2 separate regions of the Mus musculus genome follow, and region 1 is linked to region 2. Evidence: chromatin loops called from intact Hi-C (ENCODE). Cell type or tissue: gastrocnemius. All regions are shown on one strand. Links, peaks and the distances in the headings refer to the core of each region. The heading gives the core; the rest is flanking DNA. Region 1 overlaps Srgap2 (SLIT-ROBO Rho GTPase activating protein 2). Region 2 overlaps Srgap2 (SLIT-ROBO Rho GTPase activating protein 2).

Region 1 (15,210 bases), core at 3,046-11,045, 72 kb after region 2:
CAAGGGAAACCAGAGTTGGCTCTAGAGGTTTTGCTGGGTAGCCTGTCTGTTGGTTCGCACCCTTTGAAGGAATGTATCCTAGGCAGAAAGTAGCAACCTTGTGGCCTGCACACACCTGCCCCCCTTCGCCCTGCCTCAGCCCCACACCTCCCTAAGATACAGCATTGTCACTGTTTTAGTCCTCCCCTTACTATTATCTTTTTAAAGGTTGATATCCTGAGTCTGCACCTTCCCAGCCTCTCTCGGGCTTGTTCTGCGGGGAAACCCTCCCTGTGTTGATAACATCGCAAACCTGGTGGCGGTCTGTGCACGGACAGGACTCTCCCAAATTTAGCATTATGACTTCACCATGGGATCCAGAGAAGATGAGCTGTGGGAGAAAAGGGGCTTTCTTTTTCATCAGTAGCCAGAGGGGCCAGGAGAGCAATGGAGAGACCTGAGACCATCTTGAATGCTCAGAGCGAGGCTACATATGCTACGACAGTGTGGCCATGTGTCCACACCATGCCTCATCGCTGGCATCTCCCTCCAGAGCCACTTCAGAGCTGCCTGTCATTACCAGCAGCACTCAGAACTTCAGCAGATAAACTGCAACCTGAACCTCACCTCCTTCTCCAGGAGGTGGTCCCATCGTGGCCACCCCACAAAAGCAGCATGGGCCCAAAGGCAGATGCTTTGAATCCAGGTGTCCCCTAGCCAAGCTTTTCTGAGGAGCTGAGAATCAAATAGAACTCAGCGAACTATTTATTTATTTAAGTGACCCTTCAAAGGCCCTCAGGTTCCCTTGCCTCTGCTCACAGAGCTAGCCCCAGACAGGGGTCGCTGCTGCCTCTGCGCTGTGTGGGGTTATGTGTATGTCCAGGGGGGCCATCTTGCTGATTTAACACTGCTTTTTGTGTTGTTTTCCCTTCTCCCTGCCTGCCTGTCCCTTCTACCCCAGCGAGGACGGTGTCGTGGAGAGGTCCAGCCCCAAGTCTGAGATTGAGGTCATGTCTGAGCCACCTGAAGAAAAGGTGACAGCCAGAACGGGGGCCAGCTGTCCCAGTGGGGGTCATGTAGCTGATATTTATCTTGCAAACATCAACAAGTAAGCGCTGCTTTTCATTTTCTGCTCCCCTCAATGACTCACTCAGCCTCACCCCTAGCCTAACCCTTCCCCGCTCTGCTGGAAGCAGGGCTCCAGCTCCCCAGCCTAACAGTCTTCATGTGTTGTTTGCTGCTGCAAGGCGTGTGGCCAGGCTGAGGAGAGGAGGCCGGTGTGGGTCTGAGGGCAGGCCCCAGCCTCCGACTGTCTGTTGTCATCCTGTGGTACTCTGTGTGTTCCACAGTGTCTGTCTGCCCAGACTTCCTAGCAGTCTTAGCCAAACCTTCATCAAAGCTTTGGTCACCTTTGCAACTTGGTTTTGTGCTGTTTCTTCTATTTCTTATCAGTGCCTTCACTTTTCCAACTCTTATTCAAACCGTATTTGATATCTTCTTTGACCCTTGTCTGTCTGCAGATTCAGAGTCTCATATGTCTCTCACCAAGCTAATGTCCCACCATGTGGGCTTGTTTAGATGGCACGTGTCTGTTTCTCCCCATCCTGCATTCATAGCCATGGAAAAGAGAAGAGCACTGAGCCAAGGGAAGCTTTGTCCTGAACTCCTAAATCATCCTGTGATTTCCCTTCGCTCCCTTTCACACTAGCAGAAATCACTTTTCATCTTCTCCTGTTGCTTTAGCACTGTGTATTATACTTCCCTGGCAGTCCCTCTGCAGAGTCCCCCCCACCCCCTGTCCGGCAGGCTTACACTCACCCCAGCTTTCATTGTGGCCATTAGCAGTATTCTGAGGTTCTAACTCCATCCACACCTGCTGGCTATCTAGAGGGATTCCTCGTTCGCCTGCCCATGAGCTGCCGCCTTCCCAAGAGGCACTCAGGCTATTGGAGAACTAATCTCATCTCAAGGGGCCAGACACCAAGTCCTACAGACCTCTTTCCGCCAGACCCTGAACTGTGGCCCAGTGCCAGGAGGATGACAAGCCCCGGGGCACTCGTGGTGACCGTGGATTGGAGATGACGCACAGTTTGTATTCCTCCTGACTTTGGAGGGGTGAAATGATTTGCACTTTGATACCCTGTTAACCATAGCCTCTGGACACTGAGACTGGAAGGAGAATAAAAGATGCTTATTGTTGTTAAACTGCATGAGGTTGCCAGATCTCTTGGCTTTTTTCCAACCAGACAATAGAGGGGTTGGGGGACATGGTTCTTTCCTATCTCTTTCCCCTCAAGTTCATCTCGTTTATTCAGCTCACTTACTAGAATAGTCATAATTTAATTCAAACCACTAAGCAAGTTGAGAATTTTATACTTCCCTCCATCTACTAGGAGGGCAAGTTAATAAAAAGTAGCTGCCAGCTAATCACATTTTTTTCAATATTTACAAGTCTGTGTTAATTATGCGTCTACAATCACAAGGTCATAAGCCTATTGAGCCAGAAACCAAGACTGGATGTTGAAGGGAAAGTTAGGTGTTTATTTACACACATTTATTTTTGTTTTTATGGTGTTGAGGGACAGAACTGAACAAGTCACATATTCAGATGGAGAACCCCACTGCCAAGCTACAGCTTCATCCCTGGGTATTAAGTTTTAAGTCAGCATATATTTGATGCCACTTATTACAAAGGAATGATAGAGAACAAAGGCTGAAAATAGTCAAAAGATAAACAACTGCTAGAACGTTGAGATGGCTCCCTTGAACTGCTTGCTTGGTGGTATCAAGATTCTTCTGATGAATTTCCTGGGGCAGACTATAACCAACCCATGTCAACCTTTCCTAGGCACCAGCCAATCAGTGCGTGAGTGACAGACAGCCCCCATATGCCTGGCCCTTAGGAGCGAGTATGCCGTTCTGTCTTCCTGACTATCTCCACAACAGTCCTCCCATGCAACTTCAATTTCCTGATTGTCTAAAGAACTCTCTCCTCCTGGACCCTCTCATTTGGTTAACTCCTCCTCACCCTCCAAGACTCACTCTAAGCATTACTTATTTGGGGAAGCCTTCCTGACACCCTAAGTTCCTTGAGGCTGAAAAAAAAAGTGCTCTCATCCTGCGTTCTAGAATGGCTTGAGTTGTTGGTGCTCAGTGCTATCCATGCCTGGTTCCTCCTTCAGGCTGAACTTGTAACCAGCATCTCTGTCTTCATGGCCCAAATAGAGCCTGGGATGACACACTGCCACAGCCTCCTAAATCTGCCCTCTCAGCAGTTCTGATTTGTGAGTCAGCCATCCTTGAATGGGAAAAGGAAATCAGCAGAGTTCTTAGGGTGTGGCATTTCACTTTAATTCCACATCCTATATTAACCATCTGCGTTGTGCCAAGCACCGATGCTAGTGATTCAGAGCTCACAGACTGGCAAGGCAAAAGACCATATGGAAGGCAACTGAAACACAGTCCCATGTAATCACTGAGGGGATATGGGAGGGGAAAACCTCTCCAGTCTGTAGTTGGAGGCACTAGTGTCTGGAAAACTTGACAGAGGAGGGCTTATTTCAGCAGAGCCCTCCTAGACTAAAAAGCATCCTTTTTCTTGTTGAAAATGGCTGCCTTCCAAGGCTAGTCCTACCTAGCCATACATGCTTAGAGTGGCTGCTGGGCACACCCTGCTGGACCCAGAAAGATAAAGCAGATCTCAGCTGTAAGCAGCATAAGAACTTACTTCAGATTTGGCCCCCAGTCTTCAGAGTCCTACCCTTACCATCCAGAGACCCCACCCAGCTCAGCTCATCTTCCTCAGTAGATACAAGATCAGAGCTACCCAGCTGCTATCTGAACTAGCAGCTAGATGGCATCTTAGATGAGGTCCTTTAAAATCTGGTTTGAAAAATGAAATTATTCAGCATCGGACAATACCCATATGACTAGGATCCTACCACACCATATCGTTTGAGAGCCTTTTGTGGTATGAAATAAATTGGCCCAGTGCTGGGTGACATAGGAGTTGCATAAATGTCCTTTCCACCCTAGGAGCAGGCACACAGTGAGCCCTCTGTCTGTGCCAAAAAGCAGTTCCTTGAAAAATCTTTTCCATGTCTATGAATACGAAACAGCCTCTTACTAGAGCCCAAATGATGACAGGCTCATTATACATAGTTGAGCAAACTGGAAACGTTAACTCCTGTTACCAGCAGTTCTCCCCTCCTTGGTGATGATGAGACTTTCTTACCTGGGGCCTTGGGCTGCTGTTCAGGCAGGCAGTGGAGTGGGTCTTTTCATGACTCTTTTCTCCCACTAGAAACTTTCTCTTAAACAGGCATTTTTTTCTGACAGCATCTTACATGTTTAGAACTCAAAGCTCACAGCCACCAAGTAAGTATGCATTTCACTCCGCCCAGGTTGGGGGTTGGAAGGGAACCGATCCAGAGAGAAAACAAGAGAAAGAAAAGCTGGAGAGTTAGTGTAATCTATTTGACTCTCTTTAAAAGTCCCAGGTGCCAGCCTCTACCCCCTGTCACAATCCTAGCTCCCTTGGAGCCAGGGCTCCCTGATCAGATGCCATTTTTGTTTGTTGAAGGCAAAGGAAGCGTCCAGAATCTGGGAGCATCAGAAAAGCATTTCGGAGTGACAGCCATGGGCTGGGCAGTTCTCTGACTGACTCCTCCTCCCTGGGGGTGGGGGCTAGCTGCCGTCCATCCTCCCAGCCCATCATGAGCCAGAATCTCCCCAAGGAAGGGCCAGATAAGTGTTCCATCAGCGGCCATGGCAGCCTCAACTCTATCAGCCGCCACTCATCCTTGAAGAACCGGATGGACAGTCCGCAGATCCGGAAGACCGCTACGGCAGGAAGGTCAAAAAGTTTCAATAACCATCGGCCCATGGACCCTGAAGTCATTGCACAGGTAACAGGGCTCTGAACAGTTACGTGATAAGCTTACACTGGTTACTTCCCCTCAGCAGCCCCGGAGAACCCACAGAACTTAAAGCAGACCAATGCTCTGTACATTCTATAGAGAGTACTGCAAGTATCATACAGTGAACCTGCCAGAACAGCTTAATGAGCAATCTGCCTAGTCCTATCTCTCCAGCAAGAACCTGGAAGTAGAATTAGTCGTACTAAGGTAAAGTCTGGGGTGATAGCTCAGTGGATAAGAATACTTGCTATGGAAGCAAGATGAACTGAATTCAAATTCACAGCACTCACATAAAAGCCTAGCATGGCCATATATGCCTGTAACCTCAGTGCTGGGGATTAGGAGCAGGCAGCCAGACCAGCCAAAAAGCAGCAAGCTTCAAATTCAGTGAGAGACTCTGTCTCAAATAAGATAAGGTAGAGAGTAATAGAGGAGGGTACCTGACATCTTCCTCTGGCCTCTGTCCATAGGACACATTGAATAGGTAGGTAAGTAGGTAGATAGTAGACAGATGATAAAAACCCAATAGTAGGCTTTAGTGAAGCTGAGACAAATATAGTCTGTCGCGTTTATATATTTCTCTACCCATCCCCATCACCCCACTTCCTGAAGCTGATCTAGGTGCTTGTGGGTAGATAATTAGTCCACATCTGATTCTATCATAAAGACCCCAAAGTATCCATGTTGCTTGAAGCTCAGGTACTAGAAGGGCCTCCAGCCCAGGGCTCCTGGTAACAGTGCAGGTGAGCTCCCGATTGCAGGACTTTCCTTCTCATCTACACTACACTGCTGACTCTGTGTTTTCCGTGAAATATTAGAAGCCCAACCCGACATCTAAACATCCAGCTACTGGGGCCACTCCAAGCAGTTCTCTCAGACGTCTCTCCCAGCTATATAATTTTCACTAGAACAGGTAGGAACTAAGGGCTTGGTTTTGTCCTTTTCCTCACCTCATCTTCTGGGGTGACAGGGAAGGGCAGTGGAGGCTCTGTATGGTCTCTGTTGGCTGCATTGCTGCTCAGCTTAAGGAGGTGTACCTGGTGAGGCCAGAGTTAAGCCCTGGGCCTGTGATGTCTTGCTTTGCTAGCCTTCTATCCTGTTTAAGCTCCTGACAGCAGTCTGCCTTGCACCATGGGAATCCTCCTTGATCTTCTTTTGGCCAGTCATTAATCAAAGTGTTAGAAACCGCAAACATACTAGCTGCATTAACAGGACGGGGCCAGGAGATAAGAATTCTTCCAGAGCATTCTAAAAGATTTGGGAAGTCTAGTGTATAGCTCAGTGATGCAAGCTCAGAATGCTTGCCTGGCATGCATAGGCTCCTGGGTTCCATCCCTAAGGTTGCAGGAAGGAAAAAAAGGGGGGCTAATTAATGCCACCGTGATTAGTGAAAATGAGTCCCTGTCATTCGTAGCAACATAGATCATGCCATAGGACCAAAAGCCCTGAGTGGGAAATCTGAGGCTGACTTGGAACTTAAAATGTTTGAAAGTATTCTTGATCCCAAAGAGGAGTCCTGTGGTGGCAATATTAAACACGAGTGTGCAGCAGGGTATGGAGGCTGGGTGCTTACACACAGTGGTTCTCTGGTTCTGCCTTGAGCCCCTGGGCTAGGACTGCTTTTTTCCTAAAAGCTGCAGTGTCCTCTGATTTGTAGATGCTAACTTACCTGTGTGGGCTTTGGCTCCCCCTTCTGGCCACTCTTTGGGTTCTCTTTCATGGTGCTGGGTAGAAGGAACCAGTTTCAAGGAGTTTGGAAATTGAAGCATTGTTCTAACCAGTCTTCAAGGACTTGGCTCTTGAACGGCCCTTAGCTCATGTGGAGGATGGAAGGAATAACCCCCTTAACCATTGGCCTTGAAGTCAAGAAAATAGAGATCATACTTGATCTCCACCACTTTGTAAAATGTGTTCACTATGTACACTTTCAAACAGACACAGACATAGAGAGAATTATATAATGAATCCCCGTGTACTCATGACCTTCCCTTTCTCCATCTAACTGTGTGTAATTTCATCCAGAAATGTCTCAGCACCTGTCACAGAAAACAAGGACTTGAGTTGAAAAGACTCAGCTACTCTTTCCTTGTTAATATTTTCTCTCCGTTGTTAAACTTAGTACATCTATGCAATGTGTTTGATCATGTCTTCCACTGCTCCCTGCCCCCAGCTCCTCCCAGAGCCTCCCACTTGGCTTCCAGCCCAATCTCCTGTTGTTGTTGTTGTTGTTGTTGTTGTTGTTGTTGTTGTTGTTAACAACCCACCCCCAGTCCAATACATACTGGGCTAAGGTTTCCCATATGTATTGGAAGTCTAATATTCCCATATATGCATAGGTCTAGGGCTACCTTCTGGGGTATGATCTAGCTACCAGGAGCCCCAATTCCCAAAACTGAGTGACTCTTCCTCAGCAACTGTCAACTGCCAGTAGCTCCTCTGATGGGGGTGGGGCCTAAGGGGCCCCACCCCAGTTTCTGCTGGCATTTTGGCTGGCTTGATATTGTACAGGTGACCCCAACGGGTATAAGTTGATGTGTACAACAGCCTTGTCATATCCAAAAGTCACCAGTTACTCTTTCTAAATTCCTGACGATGACAATCTCTGTCCCCTTTTTCCACGATCTGGACACTCATATGTCCCAGGACTTTGGCCAATGAAATAAGGCATTTTATTGCTGGTTTCATGGCTTAGCCTATTTGAGTGAAATTGGATCCTTGGGTATATCTGTCTTGGTTTGTCTTACTTTTTCCTTTTTCCTGTTTTGCAGGATATTGAAGCAACAATGAACTCTGCCCTGAATGAGCTTCAAGAGCTAGAGCGGCAGAGCAGTGCTAAGCACACACCTGATGTGGTTCTGGACACCTTGGAACCACTCAAGACCTCCCCGGTGGTAGCCCCCACATCTGAGCCCTCCAGCCCTCTGCACACCCAGCTCCTCAAGGACCCTGAGCCTGCCTTCCAGCGCAGCGCTAGTACTGCTGGGGACATTGCCTGCGCCTTCCGGCCTGTAAAGTCTGTCAAGATGGCTGCTCCAGTCAAACCACCAGCCACACGGCCCAAGCCAACTGTCTTCCCCAAAACAAACGCCACTAGCCCTGGTGTCAATTCATCTGCTTCCCCACAGGCCACTGACAAGTCTTGTACTGTCTAAGGGGTATAACATAATTATTCTAGACAAGGAGACTGGCCGTTTCTAAAATCTTCCTATTTAAGTAGCTTGGGGACTCAGTTGAAAATTAGGTTCTAAGTTGTTCTTACAGGAATTAGCCTTCCCATTACCCAGACCTCGAGAATGAAGCCCTTGTTACTGCTTTCCCCGTTCTGGTCCTTCCTCCACTCTTTGCTTCCCTCTGTTGTTGGAATCCAGCCAGCTCCAGTACATACTGTTCTTAGGTTAGCCAGTGACAGGTTGTCCATGATCGGGTTGCTGCGATATCTGCCAAGGCAAGACATAGGGACATAAGCCTACGTCTGTCCCTTCAGACCATAGAGGACACCTTGACCAGATGTTTGGCTGCAGCTCTCAGTGACATCTTGTTTTTCAGTACTGATTTAAAAAATCATATATAGCCCAGTTTTCATTTTATATAAATATATATATATATATTTGTGTGTATGTGCATGCACATGCACACCCATATACAACACAGGTTTTTCTAGCCTCTCCTGGTCATAGACCACTCTTTGTTGTGGTGGCAGTTCACACAGAAGCCACCTGGAGTCTCTGTTCTCATCACAAACTTTGTTCTGTTTGGAACAGAGAAACCTGGCCTTTGAGATCTCTGTCATAAACATTTAGCAGAATGGGACAGTCCTGTGACCTGCCGTGCGGGTGGGATTCTGTCTTCTTCCTCTTGCTGTGAGGGAGCCACCGGTTGTTTGCATTTGCTCTGCTCCATGCTGTAGAAGTGCATCCTAGTCTTATCTCGGAGCTTTGGAAGTTTTTCTGAACATAGAGACTTTTCTTCCGTTCCTGTCTTTGTCTCTGACACACCATTTTCCATGTAAGATGTTTTCCAATATAAGACAGTTCTATAGCTAGCTCCTTTTAGAGTAAAAAGTCTTAAAGTTTTATTGTGTTTATGGCAGATTTAAAAAGGGTAGGAAATGAGTCCTTCTTTCTCCCACTATTTTTGGCATCTGATACTTTTAAAATTTGCCATTCCATTAAAAAAAATTAAGTTGCTCTCTGCTAATCCAAAAATTGGGCCCAGATTAAAACTATTTCAAGTTCACCTCTTGGCTTAGTTTTGTTATAAAGCTCTCGGGATGAACAGGGGCTTGAAAATCCCTCGATAAATTCTAGAAGTGCTGCCTCTTGAAACTGTTTTTTGTTTATCCAAACAAGGGTGACTAAGGGAACTTTGACCTCCACCAACTCAAAACTGTTTTCCCAAAACCAGAATCTTAAAAAAGGGAAAAACTGAATGTGTCACATTGGGTCCTGCCTTTGACCTTTTTCTACCGTTAGATGCTCTCCCAACCTACAAGCCTGGTGCTTGAAACACTGGCTCTTTTACATCGTGCTTCCCCAGGAGCACCAGAGCTAGGAAATCACACCATGGGATCATGTGTTTCAACAGCTCCCTGCCGCTCAGGCTCATTCTCTGTTTCCTGGCTTGAATGCTATGCTTTTATTTTAACTGTATTGTTTTCTATAGTTCAAGAGAGATGGGTTTGTCATTTGGGTTGGAATCTCTGAGTGTTCTTAGCTTTGGGCTAGAAATGATCCTTTTGGACCAACTTGTGAAGCTGGCAGTTGAATCTGTAGAAAGTGGTGGATGCCTCTCTCTGAGTGAAGGGAATGGGGAGCTTGAAGGAGTCACTAACGAGAAGAGTAACTTGCAGCACCAGGAAGACTGCCCCCTGAGCTAGAGCAGAGAGAGCTTGAGTGGTGTGAGTCTGACTGCATGGGGCACCCCTTGGTCCTTTGGATGTCTGATCCTTGCTGTGCTTTTTACTGACCTGGGCTTGTACTGCTCCTGAGCCAATAGGGGCTTCCAGACCCAAGGATCCGTTTCCTTGATGACTAAGAAGCCCCACCCTTCCCTTTTTACATTCCTCCTAACCTAAGTGAGCAGAGTTTCCACCCTGCCCTACATCCTCTCTCCAGGCACTACCCTCTAAGAAGGTAAAAGCAAAGGTTCTTGAAGACCATGCTTTGGGCCTGTACTTTCCTTCTTGCCTTCTCTCTTAATCCTGTACATTATTTGTGTTTTTTCATCCCTTTGGTCCGATGTCCATCTGCTGATTTGCATAATGAACTGGACAGTGTACAAGTGGTTCCCTACTAACCCCAGCTCTGGGAGCCTAGCTGTCTTCCTTATCTCTGGTGCTTCTGACGCCTGTGAGACGGTCCTGTTAGAAGGAGTAGGAACCAGAAGGAGGAGAGTCCTCCGCAGCAGAGCTCACTTCAACTGGAATTGAGGTTGCACACTGTGATTTCACAACCAAAAGCCAAAAGGAGCCGGCCACCCCAGGCCTTAGGCAACCAGCCTTCCTCAAATAGGCTTGCCTGAAACCAGCATGATGTTTCCAAGAGCCCTGCTCTGCCCCTCGTGGCATGGATCCTTTCCCTGGTGTGGACTTAAGTCTCTGGGGAAGAAAAGTGGGTGGGGCTACCAGCATCCCAGTTTGGAAAGTAGAGGAGTTTGCCACCAGCAGCTTAGAAACTGGAAATGCTGGTCTCTGCCAGCCTCCTCAGGCCACCCTCATTTATCCCCAAGGAGATGAGAAATCCTTCCAGTACCAGGATGAACAGACCACTGGAAGGGCTGGTGTGCATGGACTTCAGTTCAGAAGAGAACTTAGATCTTCCAGGGAACTGCAGTGTTGTGGCGTCTGATTTGTATGTCACATTTGTGTAAAATGGTATGTTCTTTAAAATGGTGTTGATAACTGGAATATTGTATGTATGCTTGAAGATGCTTTGTGCGAACCTAAGACTCACTCAGCCAATGCTGGATTGGGAAAAATCCAAAGCACAACTTCAAAATAAAATACATTTTTAGGTTTTGCCGCTGTACGTCACCTCCCTTCCCCTCTCCCTGAAAGCAGTGAAGTAACAAAGTCTGAGCCTTGCAACAGTAGGAACTAGGTGACTTTGAGTGCCACCTCCTTTCCCCTCTACAGCATTACTCCCATTTAGCCCATGTGTGGAGCCTCAGAGAGTTTGAAGGAAGTCTCCAGCATACTATTCACCAGTCCGTGGTTGTAAGAACTTCCCTCAACAGAACCCACCTTTTGTTTTCAATGCGGACGGCTTTCATTTCCAGCTTTATGATCAGCGTTCCCCACTTGAAAGCCTAGCCAGGCCATGGTGATGCATGCCTGTAATCCCAGTATGGAGACATGTGGATCTATGCGAGATGGAGGCCAGCCTGATCTACAGAGTGAGTGCCAGGACATCTGGGGCTACACAGAGAAGCCAGCCCTGTCTTGGGGGAGGGGGGGAAGAAAGAAAAGAAAAGAAAAAGAAAGAAAGAAAGGAAGGAAGAAAGGAAGAAAGAAAGACAGACAGACCTATGAAACTGGTTGGAAACTTACCAACTATAACTAAGGGTTGCCAGACAGCTCTGTAGTTTAAGTTTGCCTGCATGCATGTCTGCATAGTAAATGTATGCAGTGACATGGAGGTCAGAAGTAGGCATCAGGTCCTCTGGAACTGAACAGACACAGCAGACAGTTTTGAGCCACCATGTAGGGCTGGAAACTGAACTCTGGTCATCTGCAAGAACAATCAGTGCTCTGAACTGCTGAGCCATCTCTCCAGTCTGCCAATGGAATGGCTATTGTCTTTCACAGCTAGATCCCCAAGTCTGCCTTTGGCTATCCCTGTATATGGAAAAAGGTCTGACTGACAGGTCTGTCTTGCTGCCGGTGGAGGTGGAGAGTACAGGGAGACTTCCACTCGCTTAGAGATAGATGCCTTGTGTTTTAATAGAAAATGAACATGATGGTGGAGTTCATAAAAAGTAACAGCTGGTTTCTCTACCACATATCCTGCCAAGAGATGTTCCAGAAGCCCAAAGCAATGGAGCCAGCCAGTCATGGACTGAAACCTCCAAACTTGTCCCCTGGAGGCTTCCAGATAAGGAAAAACTGAGTCTGCAGTGTGTGTGTGTGTAAATGTACATATACATTGTCAGATTCATAGAGATTACTTGCCTCTGCCTCCTGAGTGCTGAAATTAAAAGCATGCACCACCATGCCCTTCACAATTATTTTTTTCTAAGATGTTGCTGAATTCTTAAAACAGCACCTTTGTCCTTGTCCTGTCTACTTGATGAATTTATGGACAGACCAGCTTAGCACTCTTTCCTATCCTGCACACAGATTCTGCCTTGTATGGGGCTATTTGACTCCTTACACCATGAGTTGCTTTCCTGTCCCAGGTAAGAGCAAGTGTGCACACATGCCTGTGCACACACATATTTAACATTTGAGAAATTCAGAAAGTGTGTGTGATCATGTTCATCCTGCCCCAGTTCTTCCCAGACTCGTCCCCTCTTCCTAATCTTCCCTACCTAACCTTGCCCACCCCCATCAAGGATGGTTGGTGCTGCCCCATGTTCTTGGCTGTGTGGCCTTCCACTGGAGCATGGTCTGCTTGTCAGGGACTGCACTCTTAGAACTGACCCTCTCTTTCCCAGATGCTAGCAATAACCTCTCACTCCTCTGCTAGGGGTGGGACGTAATGTCCAACTCCCTCTGCGTGCTGAGATCTGGTCTGGTTTGTGTTTGTGCAGGTCTTGTGCAATGCATACATTTCTAATAAACAGATGCCAGATTTAAAAAAGCAGCAAAATGCCGTGAGAGATAACAAATTAGAATGAATTCCACAAAACCTGGAGTCAACATTGATTTTTAGAGCACTTATTATAATAGGAGACATCCCTAAGGATAAGTCAAACAAGCCTGACATGTTTATTAGCATTATCTGTGTTCAGTGGTGACCCAGGGAATTCTACTCCAGCTGGGGCATGGACACCTTCCTCTTAGATTTGTCATTTCTGTCTCTTATGTATCTGGTATTCAGCTCCTTGCCTTACCAGTCTGTCTCATCTCCCTTTGTTAATGATGCTCTTGCAGCATTGTTGCCCTGGGCTGAGTCAAAATTGAGGCTGTTCTGCCACCCTGTGATGCATGTGGGCTCTCACACCCACCTCCCATTCCAGCAGCAGTATATGAAGGGGGGGATCCCTGAAGCCGATGAGGTGCTGGGATGGAGCCAGCTCTTGGGCTATAGACAAAGCACCAAAGAGGCTTAGAGAATCCTACAGACAAGAGTCATGCTTCTGGGGTCCCTCTTCATATGTATTCTATTGGAACTTAGATGGGAGCAGGTGGCAGTGAACAGTCAATACACAAACCCATTTCAACTGGATGGGAACCAAAACAGGAGACCAGGTTAGTATGGACTGTCTCATTTAAATGTTCAGAGAGCCCATTGTTCTAGGACATTAGGTAAGAAATAATTTCACAGTTTACTCACAGCCCTCCTGCTTCAGCCTCTTGGGTGCTGGAATTTCTAAGCATGAGCCAGCACAGCTGGCAGGAAGTTTCCTTTGACTCGGATGCTAACCCTGATATTACATATGGCAAGGAATCATTTAGTCAAGCCACCGACTTCATCTATTCAAGCATTGTATTGAGCAGGAAAGACAGACTGTAGAGCTTGTTTCCACACACAGCAAAGTAAGTGAATGTAAAAATGAAACAAGATACTGGGTTTGACGAGAAACCATCATGGAGCTGGGTGTGATAACATGTGCCAGTAGTCCCAGATATTCATTAGCTGAGGCAAGAGGATCACAGCTTGAGGCCAGCTTTAGCAATTACTCCATTTTTTAAAAAGAGGGAGGAGGCCATTTTGTGAAATCAAGCACAGAAAATTTTAATTTCTGCTTAGGGAAGCTCTGCTAATTTAGATGACCAAATGACACTCACATGGGAATAGCAGACAGTAGATGTGTGAGTCTGGAGTTTGGGGGCATGAAATGGATACCTGAAATCCACTAAGATATACTCAAATGGAGATTCCTGAAATGGTGTGTCGATGGGAAAGGAGACTCTCATAAAGGAGGGACCAGCAGAAAAAGATGTCGAGAACCCAGCACCTAGGTGTCAGAAGAGCATGTCTTTAGGATTTAGCAGCAGAGTGCCTGGTAGGTAGGGGCCGGGGTAAGCCACAGAGATGACACCATGCATCTTACGCAGGGCCATCTCAGAGCAGGGACGTGAAAGAGGGACAGGCAGACAGCCAGAGAGAGGTTTGTGCTAAGGGGAACCTAGGGTGATGATGGAAGAAGCTGCTGCAGCTGGGTCGCTGAAAGCAGGCTGGGGGAGAGCCTGATTTCTAATACACATGCCACAGAGTCCAGGAAAAGGAAGTATTTGACAAAAGTGAGGATCAACTGTTGAATGTGCCAAGGAATAAGATGAAGCTGGTGTCAAAAGTAAGCATTTGCTGGGCAATGCTTTAATAGCAGGCCTTTAATCTAAACTTGGGAGGCAAAGACAGGAGGATCTCTGCGTTCAGCGCCATCCCCATCTACATTGCAAGTTCCAGGACAGCCAGGACTATATAGAGATACCTGTCTCAAATACTAAAAATGGAGAGGGGAATGGGACTTCTTGGTACATAGACCCTGTCGAGAGAGAGAGAGAGAGAGAGAGAGAGAGAGAGAGAGAGAGAGAGAGAGAGAGAGAGAGAATGAGTGAATCTAACCGGGTGGGATAGGCAGCAAAGAAGAAAAGACCCAGCATCCAGACTGGACAAAGACCAGGGTTTGTTCTGAAGATAGACAGACTTGAGAGACACATTTTTCTCTGTGTACAGACTCAGAAGAAAGACAGAGGAATATGGGGACAGATGAGTTGCATAGCCCCAGTGAAGGCAGTGGTGCCAGCAGAAGGGACACATGGTCCTGTCTCTCGGGAGCAACAGCAGATATTAGGGTAGTTACGGACCGGCCGTGGCTGCTGAGGAATGAGTTCACTTTCACGTGCAGGGTCTTAAGCTGAGTGTGGGAAGGAAGAACCACGTTTCCAGATTAGGAATGATGACGTAATTGCACAGGGACCAGGCCCTTGGGGCCTGGGTAGTACACCCACAGACCCCTACCCACCACTTGGGAAGAACCAGAGTTGACTTATGAAGGTGTCGGGGAACTATAGGTTCTAAGGTTTTGGCACTTAGCCCCTGTGACTAAGTACAGTCAGTATACACAGCCCTGTAAACAAGGCCCACACATACCACCCTGCTCTGTCCTTTCTTTCTTTTGTTTGTTTGAGACCTTTCTTATTTTT
Region 2 (15,210 bases), core at 2,687-10,686:
GGGTCCTGACAGAGAACTTGTGCCTTGTCTTTTACTCTTCTCTGAAGCCAGTCTGCTTAGCTCTAATATGGACCCACAGGTAGAAATAAGGTTGAGCCACAAAGAAAGTGACCACAATTCCAACTGAAGTGTCTCAATAAGGCAAAACAAGAGAAATTTTATTCTTGATTAAGCACACAAGTCCAAGAAGTGTTGTTGGTTTTTATTCTAAAGCAAGTGGTGACTGTCTTTTCCTGTGGGATGGGATTCTACCTTAGTCCTTCATGATTGGCTAGTTTTTATAAGAATCCGCACAAAGGAAATACAAAGGGGCCAAGAATGCTGCAACAGGGCCTTTGTATAAATAAAAGCTTTACTGAGTTGGAGACGAAAGCATTTACATAAAGGTTTTATAAGGTGGGGAGAATCAAAAGTTTTGAATTCTTCCTTATAGACAAAATGTGTTTGACAGAAATAACTAATATTTAATGTTGTTCTTACAATAAAGAGACAGGCAAAGCATCACGTAGAACCATAGAATGGTAGAAATTGGTGTCATAGTAAGCTTCAGCTGTCAACTTAACACAAATTGACAACACAGACCTAAAGAATCAGCTGGGAAAAAGGAGCTCAGAGGTTGTCCTTAGAGTGTCTGTGAGACATTTTAAAGTTGCTAATTGATGTAATGGGGTTAGCCCGCTGTGGGCATTGCCATAGGCAGGTAGGCCGGATTGTGTAAGAAATGCAGCTGAAAGTGAGCATGGGAGCTAGCCAGGAAGTGGTATTCCTCAGTGATCTCTCTTCAGTCCCTGCCTTGAGCTTCCGCTCCGGCTTTCCTCATTGATGGACATTGGCTGGGCTATGTAAGCCAAACAAACCCTTTTCCCCCAAGTTGCTTTTGACCAGTGTTTTGTCCGTAGCATTAGAGAAACCAACACAGACATTAAGAAAAGGTCTTTTAAAAAAAATAGTATTTTAGGCTAGCATATAAAGTGATGAGTTCCACCCCAGCATCTTCATACACGTGCATCATTACATTTTGTCCTCTTGTTCCCTCCTATGTTTCTCCTTCCAGCTGTTTCCTTTTCTTCCCCCAGTTAACACCACCTTCTGCTTTCTGATGACGAGTATCCCATTACTCTATTTCCCAGCTTGCTTAAAATCTCTTCCTCCCCTTTCATAATGCCCTGTCTAGTTAGTTTGTTTCTTTCTTTCTTTCTTTCTTTCTTTCTTTCTTTCTTTCTTTCTTTCTTTCTTTCTTTCTTTCTTTCTTTCTTTCTTCCTTCCTTCCTTCCTTCCTTCCTTCCTTCCTTCCTTCCTCCTCCCCCCCCCCTCTCTTTTTGTTTGTTTGTTTTTCAAGACAGGGTTTCTCTGTGTAGACCAGGCTGGCCTCGAACTCAGAAATCTGCCTGCCTCTGCTTCCCAAGTGCTGGGATCAAAGGCATGTGCCACCAACGCCCGGCTCCTGTCCAGTTTCATAACCTACACATGCAATTTTAAATCTGGATTCTCTATGAGAGAACAAATGTGGTATTTGCTTTTCTGAGTCTGACTTATTTCACTTCACATAGTTTTCAGTTACTGCCATTTTTTTTCTTATTTTCTTTCAAAACTCATTTCATTTTTTTTTTGACTACATAAACTTTTTTGTGTACATGTACCACATTTCATTTCTCTATTCATTTGTTGATGAACATCTAGAATGGTTTCATTTCCTGGCAATTATGAATAATGCAGCAATAATCATGTATGTACATATATCCCTGGTATGTTTACCCAGAGTCCTTTAGTATACTCCCAAGATTGGTATAGCTGGGCCTTATAGCTCCATTGTAGCTTTTAAAACTCAGCTTTGTTGTTACTGTTTTCTTATGACACCATTCTGACTGGGGTATGATGAAATCTAAAAGCAATTTAATTTGCATTTTTCTGATAGCTAAGGATGTTGAACATTTTTCAAATATTTACTGGCTGTTGTATTTTATAAAAAAGAGAAGGGCTAAGGATATGTTTGATAGAATGAGATATGGTGAGGTGGAGGGGTGCCTCTGTGGGTCCATACTGAGGCATCCCTTTCCCCTGAGGGACCAGCCATATGATGGATATAGTATGGAATAAAGTTTATTTAGGACATGAGAAGGGGAATTGACAAGGAAGTAGAGACAGAGAAAGGCAGAGAGAGAAAGAGAGGGAGGGAGAGGAAGAGGGAGTTGGGAGGCCATCCAGGAACAAATGGAGAGAGGGAGAAGAGGCACAGAGTAAGAGAGTAAGAAGATAAGAGGATAAGAGAGGAGGGTACAAGCAGCCCCCTTTATAGTGAGTCAGGCATACCTGGCTATTGCCAGGTAACTGTGAACATGGCCTAGAGGGAATGCTAATACTAGCCACTTGTATTTCTTTAGGAACTATCTATCTGTTCAGTTCAGTAGCCCATTTATTGACTAGATGATTTGGGCATTGAGGTGTTTAAGTTTTGAAGGTATTTGTAGATTCTAGATAATCAGATAGTTAACCAGATAGTTACTTGGAAAAGTCCTTTCTTCTGTTCTATGCCTCTCTTCATTCTGGTAGTTGTTTTCTTTGCTATACAAAGTCTTTTTAATTTGATGTTATCCACTTTCCCAGTTTTTAAGTTTATTTTCTGTGCTATTAGAGTTCTTTTCAGTCCTTGCTATTGCATATATCTTGGGATATCTTCCCTGGATTTTCCTCTAGATATTTCAAAGTTCCAGGTCTTACAATATGACAGAAAGACTTTCATTTTACAGAAAAGAAATTAAGCCTGGAGAAATTGGCCAGAACAGCCAGATTACAGCAAACACTATGATTTGAATATGAAATGTCCTTCATAGGCCCATGTGTTTGAGCACTTGGCCCCAGATGGTGGCTCTATTTGGGAAGGTTATGAAACCTTTAGGAGGTGGAAACTTCCTGGAAGAAGGGGGTTCATGGGGGACAGGACTTCAGCCTGCTTATTGTCTGCTTTGTGATCTGCCCACTTCCTTCTTCCTGCCACCATTCCTTCCCCAACAAGATGGAAAGCACCTTCTTGAACTGAAACCTCAGTAACCTCAATTGCTTCTTGAAAGGTCTTTTGTCAACACAACAATGAACGTAATAAAGACACAGCAAGTGATAGGAAAGCTGAGACTAGCAGCAACTGTTTTAGTTGCTAATTTGTGGTCCTTCCACCCCATTTTTAAAATTACCAAATACAAAACAAGTAAGTATTCAAGATAGAAGTCACACCTATGTTATATCCTTATATCCTGGGTAAGTATTCATGATAGAAGTCACACCTATGTTATTCCCATAATGAATACACTAATAGAAAAAAATTAGCCAAAGAACTTAATTATAAAGTGGCAAAATAGTTTTTAAAATGCTCAGGCTCAGGCTGGCAAGATAAGTCACTTACTAACAATCCCGACACCCTGACTTTGATGCCCAGAAACTTTATGTTGGAAAACTCAGGCAAGTTTTCTCTGCCCTCAGTGTGCCCTGTGGGTGGTATACATGTTCTCTCCTCTCTCTCTCTCTCTCTCTCTCTCTCTCTCTCTCTCTCTCTCCCTCCCTCCCTCCCTCCCTCCCTCCCTCCCTCCCTCCCTCTCTGTCTCTGTCTTTCTTTCACACACACACACACAGAGAGAGAGAGAGAGAGAGAGAGAGAGAGAGAAGAGGGTATGAATGAAAGGACTCTTCCCTTGCTTCAGAAATGAGCTGTGGTATGTTAGGGGCTGGAGATGCAGCTCAGTGGTAGAGTGCTTGCCTGGTACCCACCAGATCCCAAGTTTAATTCCTAGTATGGAAAAGTAAAAAGAGTGTGCTCAGCTGTTGTAGGTATCTGAATTTTTGGTTCTGAAAACAATAACCAATTGTTTTTATTCTCTGCATTTTTGGCTATTAACATTTGGTATAGAAAATACATTTCTTTCCTACTTCCTCATTCTTCTAGTTGTACTATTTTTTTATAAGTCTTTTTTAAAGATTATTTACTATATGTTAAGTACACTGCAGCTGTCTTCAGACACTTTTTTTTCTTCTCACTCTGGCCCCATTGCCTTGCTGTAGCTCTCTTCAGATATCCCAGAAGAGGGTATCAGATCTCATTACGGATGGTTGTAAGCCATCATGTGGTTGCTGGGATTTGAACTCACAACCTTCAGAAGAGCAGTCGGGGCTCTTAACCGCTGAGCCATCTCTCCAGCCCTATTTCTACTATTTCATGGTCAGATGCAACCTAGGGTAGGCAGCAATAAAGGATCAGATAGCTACTGCTGCTCAGAATTAGTCTTTTGGAAACTCCTTAATATTATCAGAATCAGGTAGCAGTAACTGCTGTTGCAAGACATTTTTATTGAAGAGCCACTGCCTTAGATAGCTGGGGAAGAAGTGAAACAAGTGAGAATTGGGGGACCTGAAGGTCTTAACATCTGCGCCAGAAAAAGCAAATGCACTCAGTTTTAGGTGCTTTCCCTTCTGTGGAGAAGGAATGCGCAGCCCAAGCCTGCGGACACTAGCCTGCTGAGGTCAGTGTGCTGTCAGTACAGTACCTTCCTGCTTGGAGTTTTCTGCTGAGTTTAGGGTCTCTGAAGTCCTTGAATGTTTATATTCTTTTACTGTCTAATCATGTTGGACACCTTATTTTCCTTAGGAATCCAATGGAGTTTTGCCTCCAAATATCTGAGAAAGCATGGTCTATCTAACCACAGTTTCTGGGTAGGATGTTGCTCTCAAGCCTGCTTTTGAGAGCAATTTGAAAAATCAAGGGCTGTAACCTATTTTCCCTCTACATGATTGTCTCTACTGGACTATAGAAAAGGCCCATTTCATTTCATTAAAACTCTGAGTAAACTGACATAATTGGTTATCTGATTTGCTAGGTTAAATACTGGGCTATAATTGAATTTGTGTCATTTGTAGAGCCTATGCTGCTCTTGTCTTTGCTGCCACCTCCTATCTCCTTCTGGTTTTCAATTAACCTTCCTTCCTCTTTTCTTTACAGAGTAAAGAAGTTGGCCAGCAACTCCAAGATGATTTGATGAAAGTCCTGAACGAGCTTTACTCGGTAAATCAGATGGGCTGCCTGGCTCTTTTATCATAGAGAGAAGCAGCATTTGGCTGTTTGCAGCCATACTCACGTCAGCAACAGAACTCAACTGAGGCTGAGGACAGTGCCTATTCCCCATTGGGGGTGACCCACCCACTTTTTTTCCACGCTAATTTTTTTTTTCAAAACCAAATAAGCTAAAAAATATTTTTCCAGTTGTGCAATTTTATTCTGGCTTCATCTGGGGCACCATTGAAAGAGACCAGCCAAGGTCTAGGTTACCAGAACAGCTGGGGTACAATTACCAGCAAGCCAGGGACCCCAAACTTGATGACAAGGAATGTAGCCTACATCACACTTCTGCATATTGGAAAGCGTTTAGGTCTTAAACTATGCATCAGAACTTAGATTAATTGTGGTTTGAGATTAGAGCAGATGCTGTAAATGGAAGCACAGATTCCTAAAGTCTTCAATGTGCAGCATCATTTCAGGCGAAGAGAACATGGCAAACACAACAGAGAGGTAAGCTTCGGCCTTGGAGAAAAGAAGGCAGTCTGCTTTGAACTCTTCAGACTGTGGTTTGTAGCAGTGTGCCTCAGGAGCCCTGGTGTTTGTTTTCTCTCAGCCATGTTTTGTTAATTACATTGAGAACACACACCAAGGAAGTTCCTTCTGCCAAAGGAGGAATACTTCAGTTGTAAACTTGTAGCTTTTCCAACCCTTTCCAAAGTTTGGATGTGCCAGCACTATGTGTCATTTTCTAGGGTGCCCTAACCTATTTGAAGGTGAAAATGATCTTCTGTATTTACTTCTTCCTCCCTCCCTCTACTCCTCCTTCCCTCTCTTCCTCCCTCCTTCCCTCCCTACCTCCCTCCCTCCCTGCCTTCCTCTTATCTCTCCATGCTTTACCCCCTTCCTTCACAGGATGGGAGGATAGTGGTGATGTGCTCCACAAGCGTCTGAGATCAGAATTCCAAATTCTTGATCCAGAAGTTTAGGTGTGGCCAGTATGTCATGGTAACTGTTGGTAAATAGACTTGAGTGGTCATCTAATTTGTCTCCAGTGATGCTCCAGTTGTTTTGAATTTCTACTCACTGACTCTTAATCTCTGAAGCCAAGTAATAGGTGGTACTCTTTGTCCCCTAAGTTTTTATTTCTCTCAAATGAAGTTAAGACTTTTTAAAAATAGAAGCATGGTATTGTGAACCATTTTCAGAGTGGATGAGTTTCCTGAACCTTATCTTTTCATTGCTTAACTTCTCTTTATTTTTAGACCATCTTCTAGGTACCAAGAAGAGCTGAGTCTTGCCTCTGTAGATCTCTCTAACATAACAATGGCACATGCTATTCTAGGACTCCTGTTTTCCCAGTAAATAAGCATCTTGAGTCTTTGCTATTTGCTGTTTACCAGAAGTCGAGCAACATCCTCAAACCAACTCAGACCCAGCATACTGCTTTTGCAGTGAGGTAGCAGAGGAAGAAGAGTCTAAAGAACTGTTAGCTTTGCCTTACTTCATAAGTGTTGATTTAGAAAGCAAATGGCAATATGTAAGCTGTGGTGGAATGAGGATGAAAACCATGGAGCTTGCTGCTTTTTCTGATGAAAGACAAGATGGAAGATTCTCCCCACCCACCCCAGCCCTGTGCCTACCATCCCCTATGTATTATTTTTAGTATTTATTTTGAGTGTGCATAAGGGATCATTCTTAGAAGTTTGTTCTCTCCTGCCACCTTGTGGGATCTGGGGATCAAACTCAGGTCATTAGGCCTCTCTACTCAGCCATCTCCCAGCCCTGAGACCTCTATGCTTAGTCTTCAGACCAGTATTGGCGATGGCTTCTGTGGCCACCATGAGCCCATAGTTAATAGAGAGCATAAAGCCTAGCATCCACATGCAGAATCAGTGCGTGTGCTGCTCCCTGCTTTGAGGTGAATTATTATACTTAAGATTCATCAAGTCCCAAATAAGGCTTAGCTATTTACATCTAAATGGAAAAAGAAAAACAGAAGACACCAGGAACTTCCAGAGAGGACAGAACAGACTCTGGTACACTGAGCCTTATACATGGTGGCCTCCCCCATTCCTACAAAGTAGAATGTGTGTCAGTGTCTGCTGATGTTTTTAGTTGTCGTGACTGGAGGATCCTACAATGTACAGAACAATTTGCCGCAATAGTTATCAAGCTCCAAAAGCACGGGTGTGCTGAGCCTAGACTGCTAAATTAGACACCTGAGAATCTGTCCTGCTCTGACTACTAGATGCATGCACTTGGAAGTCATGCACTGCAAGTCAGCATGATGATAAAAGTTGGTGGGAAGTTTGTTGTTTTCCACCCAGCAATTCCCCAGAAGCAGCAGCAAGTGACATGCTCTGATACCTGTATGCCATATGGCTGACAATGATTGAGGAATTCATATTTTCAAAATATGAGACTATATAAATTTGAAGGACCAAATAAATTTGAAGATTCTGTATAGATTATTAGGAAAGTTACAGACTAGAATTAAAAGTTGTTGTTTATGTAGGGTGAGAATATCTTAGGACTGGTCTGAGATTTGGGTGACTATATATCCTTTTTGCTGATTAGCCTAGTGCTCATGAAGAGAGAGAGAGCCACATTTTATTCAATACTTGAGAAGCAGAGGCAGGTTGAGTTCAAAGTCAGTCTGTTCTACATCGTGAGTTCCAGGCCAGCCAGTGTGACACAGTGAAACCTTCTCTTAAACATCGTGAGTTCCAGGCCAGCCAGTGTGACACAGTGAAACCTTCTCTTAAACATCGTGAGTTCCAGGCCAGCCAGGGTGACACAGTGAAACCTTCTCTTAAACATCGTGAGTTCCAGACCAGCCAGGGTGACACAGTGAAACCTTCTCTTAAACATCGTGAGTTCCAGGCCAGCCAGGGTGACACAGTGAAACCTTCTCTTAAACAGTTTCCTAGGACATATTTTTAGTGCTGAATTGGTAGTCTTGAGGAGAGCAGGATGTTAGTCACCCTACATGAGATAGTGGCTTCCTCAAGCAGGAACTTGATACTACCATGTGCTGCTAGCTTTGGAAAGCTATTTGCCATATATATACTCTTTGGGCATTAGGAAGAAATACGGAGAGTTTCTTCTAAAGAGCATTTCCCTATTTGCTCTATTTAAGAAAACAGGAAAGAACTGCTTTCACTGATCCTGTCAGCAGTAGAAATCATATGTGGCCAGGCATTGGTGGTGCACACCTTTAATCTCAGCAATTGAGAGGCAGAGCCAGGCAGATTTCTGAGTTTGAGGCCAGCCTGGTCTACAGAGTGATTTCCAGGACAGCCAGGGCTACACAGAGAAACCCTGTCTCAAGGGGGAGGGGGGGAAAGAAAGAAAGAAAGAAAGAAAGAAAGAAAGAAAGAAAGAAAGAAAGAAAGAAAGAAAGGAAGGAAGGAAGGAAGGAAGGAAGGAAGGAAGGAAGGAAGGAAGGAGAGAAGAGAAGAGAAGAAAAGAAAGAAAGAAATCATGTGTGATTTGTGGGTCATTGAAAGAAGAGATGAAGACCACTGTATTTTTCAGTGGTCTTCTTGCAGTTGCCCCTAACACCCATGAATACTTCTTTTGAGGGAACCAATTACTCAAGGGTTGATCATCTAAGTACTTTTAAACTTTGATGAGCCAAGAGGCAGAGCCCAGGTAGCTCTAAATAAAGATGCCTTTGAACAAGAGATCCAGAACCCCATGATAAGTAGCCAGCTATTCCTCTGCACCTTCTTCTTCTGCCTGAAGGGGCTTTGATTTCCCTGAGTTAGCATTATGTGCCAGGGGGAGTTTCCCACAGCTGTTCTCCCAGAGAGCAATCCCAGAGATTCTTGCACATATGTATGCTGGTCCATTATCCCCCTCTCCATCACAATGAGCTGGCTAGCTTGTAAGCCATAGTAAAGTGGTTTTCATTTTCTTTCTCATGTTGTAGGAATGCCTTTGAAGTCAGAGTGCAGTACTTCCTAAAGAACTCTTGGATTGATTGTCTGCCTCAATTGTACAGAGAGGCAGTGTCTGGAAAACCCAGGAAGCCCCTACAGGAAAGAGTATATATGGAGACAGGGAAGCCACATGGATTGGCCATGAAGAGTCAAAGAAACAGTAACATGAGAGAGGGCGGGGAGAGAGATAGTGAGACACTCTGGGGCTATCTTTACTCCAGAGGTTTTATGCTTCTGTATTATCTCTGAAGATGTCTTCTTGACTTGGTGCAGCAGCTGGTTGCAGGGCTGTTTCAAATTGAAATTCAGCACCTGTTCCCTTGAATCAGTGTCAGCTAATAGTCCCCTGATACTGTTTGTCTATTTGACCCTGGCATTAGGCACTAGCCATATAAAGACAAATAAGAGTTAGTGCTAAACTCAGGACATTTGGTTTTAATATGGAGTGGGGGTGCAGCAAAATGAGGCAGCAGATGAAAATAAGGTGCAAACTCTTTTACAAGTCTGTGGTAGAAGGGCATGTTCTTGAAGAGGTACAAGAATGGAATCTTAATTGCCAGTTGCCAGGAAGTCTTGGGTTTTTCACCTATCTTCTCCCCAACTCCCTTCATTGAGTTCTTACTCAAAGATATTGCTATATCTTTCCCATTCTCCATCTCTCTTGGGCTCTTACTGATAAACTGTTTTCAGTCTTTTTTTTTTTTCCTATATATACTGTTTCCACTGAGTTACCTATTTGGGTCTTACAAATTTTAGAAAACATTGGAAACCTCCTCAAATGTCTGAAAATCATTCTATGTAAATATACATACATATATACATACATACATACATACATACATACATACATACATACATGTGGTTTTGAGGCAGGGTTTCTCTGTATAACCCTGGCTATCCTAGATTCTCTCTATAGAACAGGCTGGCTTCAAACTCAGAGATCCACCTGCCTCTGTCTCCTGAGTTCTGGGATTAAAGGTGTCCACCACCACCCCTGACTGCTTACTCATATTTTGGAAGTGAAGCATATACAACATTTCCTAACTATGAAAATTTTAATTTCTTTTCATGAGAGGCTTCCTTGTATTCTTTAAGGGCAAGTTGCTGTTTTACTACATTTGAGTGCTTTGATCTCCCATGTTTATTTGCCATGTTTCCTCTTTAGCCTGTACTTCATAAAATAAAAATTCACTGTTTTATAATGCTTTACTCTAATGCTTGAATTCCTTTGTCTCATTCAAGTGAAAAAAGAGAAAAAGATCCCCTTGTCTGCCCTTCTTCAGGCAGCAGGGCAGGTGCCTTTCTAACTTCTTAACCTGGACAAGTAATGATCTGGTCAGGTGTCCTAGAAAAGCTTTGTTAATACCATTGATTGTTGGTATACAGGGTACGTGGAAGGTGAAGCTTCCAGGAAATGATGCCAGGTTCACTGTGAGGTGAATATTTAAATTTTTCTCAATCTAAAATGTGACATAATTGAGGCTGTACTGTACCTCTGTATTCCTCTTCCAACTCCAGGTGAACCTCCACGTACCCACAAGGTACCAGGTTTTCCCAGCCTGAGCACCACTGAAATTCTAAAACAGACATGTTTTTGTTATGGACTCTCCATGTCTCTCTGTCTCTACCTACTAGCAACTTCTAAGTTCTAGACATTGCCAATTGTTATCTGGAGTCTAAAACAGCCCCTAAATGAGATGCTGCTCTCATTTGATCAGTTTCATTTCTAAATGAGATCAGCGTCTTTCTTAGGATTTCCTTGCCTGTCCTTTATCTTTCCTCCCAGGTAGTCCAGCTTCAGTCCTATTTAGAGGATAGTCACGGTCCATTAGTGGATAAGATGTAGACTTTGGAGTTAGATAGATCTAAGTTTGAATTCTGACTCTGCCATCTACTAGTTGTAAGACTTTCAGTGCCGAGGTAATGTTGTTGAGCCCTACTTCCTTATCTTTAGAAGTAGAAACGCTCGCATGTCTTTCATGGAGTTGTTCTGCAGATTGAGTCTGCATATATAGAACTGACACACAGTGCACTGAATGAATGCTAGAGATTGTTCGTCATATTGAGTCAGTACTTTTCTCTGTTGTCAGCCACTCACAACTCCTAGGCTTTCTGCTCCTCCTCTTCAAAGAAACCTCATGACATCAAAATTTCAGCACTTGTGAATTTCCAATTGCTTGATTTGTTATGAAGTATTTTAATCCCACATAGAATCTGAAAGCTGCCTATGTGGAAACAGGAACTTCCTGCAGAGTAGAGTTGGCCCCTGTTTAGCTGGATGTAATGTATTTCAGAGGACTAGAAATGAGCTGAGACTCTATCTTCCTGGCCTTCTTGCTAAGAAAAAGTGTTCAATTCCTAGACAGTAGCTCTTTTGAAAAAGTATGTTCCTTCCCCACCACCCCCACCCCCACTTCCCCACCCCCACCCATAGCCCTGGCTATCCTCGGGTCACTTTGTAGATCAGGCTGGCTTTGAACTCATTGAGATCTTCTTGCACTACTTCCAGACTGCAGGAATTAAAGGCATGCACCACCACGCCTTACCCTGGGTCTCTCCTTTTATGTTTCTTCCTGCTTGTGACCAATTCCAGTTACACTTGATATGAATTGTCTTCTTTCCCAGCCTCTTATCTGAGTTGAGCAGGTCTACAGACTTCATTGTCTAGGGTATAGAATTGTTACATGAATGAAATTAACAAGTGTATGTGGGAGGGGGGGACTTGGCACAAAGCCAAAAATATATTAAGTACTCAGTAAATTGTAGGTGGCATTGATATTTCTGTGAGAAACATTGGGTATCTAATGGAGATAAAGCAGACCCTTAGGGTCTAAGAGAGGTGTTCTTATTTCTTGTCTACTTAGTACCATGAAGTGACTAAGCAATAGAAATCACTGGTTCAGTGTAAGAGTCATGCTTACAGATAATAATGAATAAAAGGTTTTGAAAAGTGATGAAATTAATATGGAATCATTTCAATAAACTGTCCTACACTTAGGTGTAGACCTGAATATACATGTGCTGAACCAGACATTACTGGATTTTCCCTTAGAAAGATGTGAATATTACTTCATGTAGGAGAGGCCCTGCTGAGTTTTGTTAGTCTGTAACATGAAGTTGAATCCATTGGCTTAACCTCTAGGGGAAATATCTTACAGGTCATGAAGACATATCACATGTACAATGCCGACAGCATCAGTGCTCAGAGCAAACTGAAGGAAGCAGAGAAACAAGAAGAGAAGCAAATTGGCAAATCAGTAAAGCAAGAGGACCGGCAGACCCCTCGCTCCCCTGACTCCACAGCCAATGTCCGCATTGAGGAGAAGCATGTCCGGAGGAGCTCAGTGAAGAAGATTGAGAAGATGAAGGAGAAGGTATAAGTGCTCTGGCAACTGTAGAGACAGAAAGGGATGCTTGGAAGGCAAGATTGATAATAATAGGTGCTGTGAAGAGCTGAATAAAGCAGTTCCTTTCGTTCCTAATAACCAAAGAATCCTTCTGTGTCTTGCCAGGAATCCTGGCTATTGGAAAAACCTAACCATGTGAACTCTCAGATTTTCCCTTCCTTCCTTTCTTTCTTCCTTTCTTTCTTTCTTTCTTTCTTTCCTTCTTTCTTTCTTTCTTTCTTTCTTTCTTTCTTTCTCTCTAAGAGATCTGTTTATTTATTTCATGTATCTGAGTACACTATCGCTGTCTTCAGACACACCAGAAGAGGTCATTGGATCCCTATTACAGACTGGGAATACTCAGGACCTCTGGAAGAGCAGTCAGTGCTCTTAACCACTGAGCCATCTCTGCAGTCCAAACTCAGATTTTAATGTCAAGTTTATTGACAGGAATCTGTAGTCACTTTTCTCATTCCATTTTCCAAATCAAGTGAAATGCCCTATTGACTTGAGAAATAGGGCAGACTTTAGACCTTGTATTTTGGCTTCCAATACCAGGGTCTGGGGTAGAGTTTAGAGGCACCTCTTCAAGGCCAACAACAGGGTGGAGAATAGTGTGTGAAGACAGGATTGTTGTAGCATGCACATCTGAACCCTTCCATCAGAGTTAGGATCCACTTGAAAGCAGGGACACACAGGGGATGGCAGCAAAGGGAGCCCTTGATGTTCTGGCCTTCATCTCTCCCAGAACAGCCTTCTCTTTAAACCAAAATCATAACAGTAACAGTGACAGGTCATCAAGATGGCTCATCAGGTAGGGTTGCCACTTAGCCTGGCAACCTGAGTCCAAACCCAGGAGCCCACATTGTAGAAGGAAGAGATGACTCCTGCAAGTTACCTTCCAACATCCACAGAGACATAAAGGCATGTGTGCATACGAACATACACACTGCTTCACATGTATATGTCAAAAAATAAGTATATGTTTTTAATTTTTTAATTAAAAAAACTAAACATTAACTTGCATTTTCTTTTTAGCGACAAGCCAAGTACACAGAAAATAAGCTGAAGGCCATTAAAGCCCGGAATGAGTATTTATTGGCTTTGGAGGCAACCAATGCATCTGTCTTCAAGTACTATATCCATGACCTGTCTGATATTATTGATGTAAGTACCTAAAGCTGGGGTGGAAGGCTGAGACCACCTCTTGCCTAGTTTCAGAAACATGGTCACGTGTTCCTCATTTCTGCATTCAGGCATTTTGGCCATTTTGAGAATAATGTGAAGATAGCAGCCATGATCCATTGTAAAGGTGGTGTACCTTATACACCTTATATCATTCGCTCCTCACAGCACTCCATGAGAACAAAGCAATACCGTCTATTGCTGTTGACTAATAAATCAGAGTTTAGTGATTTACCCAGAGTTAGTAAAAGGCTGAAAAAAATTTATACCAAATTCTGATTCCTAAACCCATGTTCATGACTTTTGTGTTCTGTTTGTCAAGAAATGGTCTCTTACATTGAAGCTTGTAGAAAGAAGCAATGACAAGAAGAGTTAGAATGCCTTCCTTACGTTTATTAATCAGTTCATGTTTCTTGGGATCTCCTCATTCATTGTCACATCACCCCTGTAGATACACAATGCTGTCTTAATTTGTGACCCAGGGAATTAAGAGACATACTTACCTAAGGTTTGGGTTTGCAGTGTGCTGCAAACTAGGATCTTGACTAGAAGGTATACAACTGCTACTCCTATCTGCCCTGTTCTCTTTTGCGATGTGGCACAAAAAATGAGAGAGAGGAGGGGGTTAGTATGCATGTGTGCTTTGTAGGCAGCAGGCACAGCCATTTGTCTTTGACTTTATGGGTTAGTTTTTGCTTTGATCTCTTACAGCTTCTCCTCAATTCCTGTCCTAACATCTCTCACATACAGACTGCAATCTGACCCAATACCCTTCCTCATGTCTTCTTCCAGTCACCAGAGTGGCTCTGGAGCCAGCTGATTGAGCATCAGCAGTCCAGTCTCCAGGGCATCAGCAATATCCTTTCAGAGACCTGTTGTTTGCCTCAGGTTCTTGGCAATGGCTGCTGAGCTGTAAGACTCTAGCCAAACTGCACATGATTTTCTATCACGGATTCTTCACAAGCACACCTGCTCTGCTTTACATCATGTAGGGATCTGGGCTCAGATTCACTATTATGTTAGTAGTTAGCATATCTTGGGCTTGCTACTGAATTATTCTGAAACTTTGCTTTATTTCCTGCCCCTCTGCTCCTAGTAAAATAAAGACCTGGACTGTTTAAATCTGGCCTACATCAGGGAACTTTTCTAAAATACAGACTTTCAGCCAGGGAGTTCTGATGAGTAGGTTTTGGCCTCCTAAGGCCTTCGATGTCATCGTCTCAGCTGGTAAATGGAGCCCTGGTCTCTGTTCAGACTCCTCTTTGTTCTCTCTGCTTGTTGATGCCAATCTGAACACTGTCCTTCAGTGAGGTCAAAACCCTAAACCAGTCCCTTCATTCTTCTTCACTGTTAGCAGAGGCCCATTCTGAACACAGGGAAGTCACTTTCTATGCTCACTTTCTGCTGTTTATCTTACATTTGGTAAAAACAAGTAAGATAAAAAAATTAGACCAGACAGGTATTACACCCCTTTTACTAGCCTGTCCTCTTCCTTTTGCCTCTAGAGAATATTTGTACCAACTTCAATAAATTGCTTAATTTAGGAGAAAAAAGGCATATATATATATATATATATACATATATATATATATATGACTTACAATCTTTGATCTCACTTGGTAGTTCTAAGGACTGTAGGCTCATTGGAGTGTAA

Evidence for each region. Hi-C counts contacts between places; a loop is a spot of excess contacts. Peaks named below come from ENCODE experiments on the same cell type or tissue, not always from the same donor. Only the 100,000 strongest peaks of a DNase experiment are listed, where the experiment ranks them.
Region 1: a loop joins it to region 2, with 2.0 times the contacts of the local background. A loop is called at or near these places in 2 of 42 quality-filtered maps.

The regions. Positions count from the first base shown.
Region 1 is chr1:131,282,197-131,297,406 of GRCm38, reverse strand. It overlaps Srgap2 (SLIT-ROBO Rho GTPase activating protein 2), which reads left to right. Exons shown (of 23, transcript NM_001081011.2): 21 at 941-1,087; 22 at 4,562-4,886; 23 at 7,667-12,156. The coding sequence ends at 8,050. The region is part of intron 1 of Gm51644 (a long non-coding RNA gene); the gene reads right to left. Among named protein-coding and RNA genes, the nearest start is that of Ikbke, 10 kb to the right of the region's middle. In gastrocnemius, for the core only: a CTCF peak has its summit at 6,590 (motif pointing left); DNase peaks (open chromatin) are centred at 3,619, 6,579 and 8,276.
Region 2 is chr1:131,353,839-131,369,048 of GRCm38, reverse strand. Srgap2 (SLIT-ROBO Rho GTPase activating protein 2) reads left to right here. Exons shown (of 23, transcript NM_001081011.2): 5 at 4,985-5,047; 6 at 12,144-12,359; 7 at 13,410-13,538. It overlaps Gm51644 (a long non-coding RNA gene), which reads right to left. Exons shown (of 4, transcript XR_003947997.1): 2 at 11,532-11,649; 3 at 10,479-10,562. Among named protein-coding and RNA genes, the nearest start is that of Ikbke, 82 kb to the right of the region's middle. In gastrocnemius, for the core only: a CTCF peak has its summit at 6,774 (motif pointing left); no DNase peak of the experiment used is centred there; H3K27ac peaks cover 1,203 bases.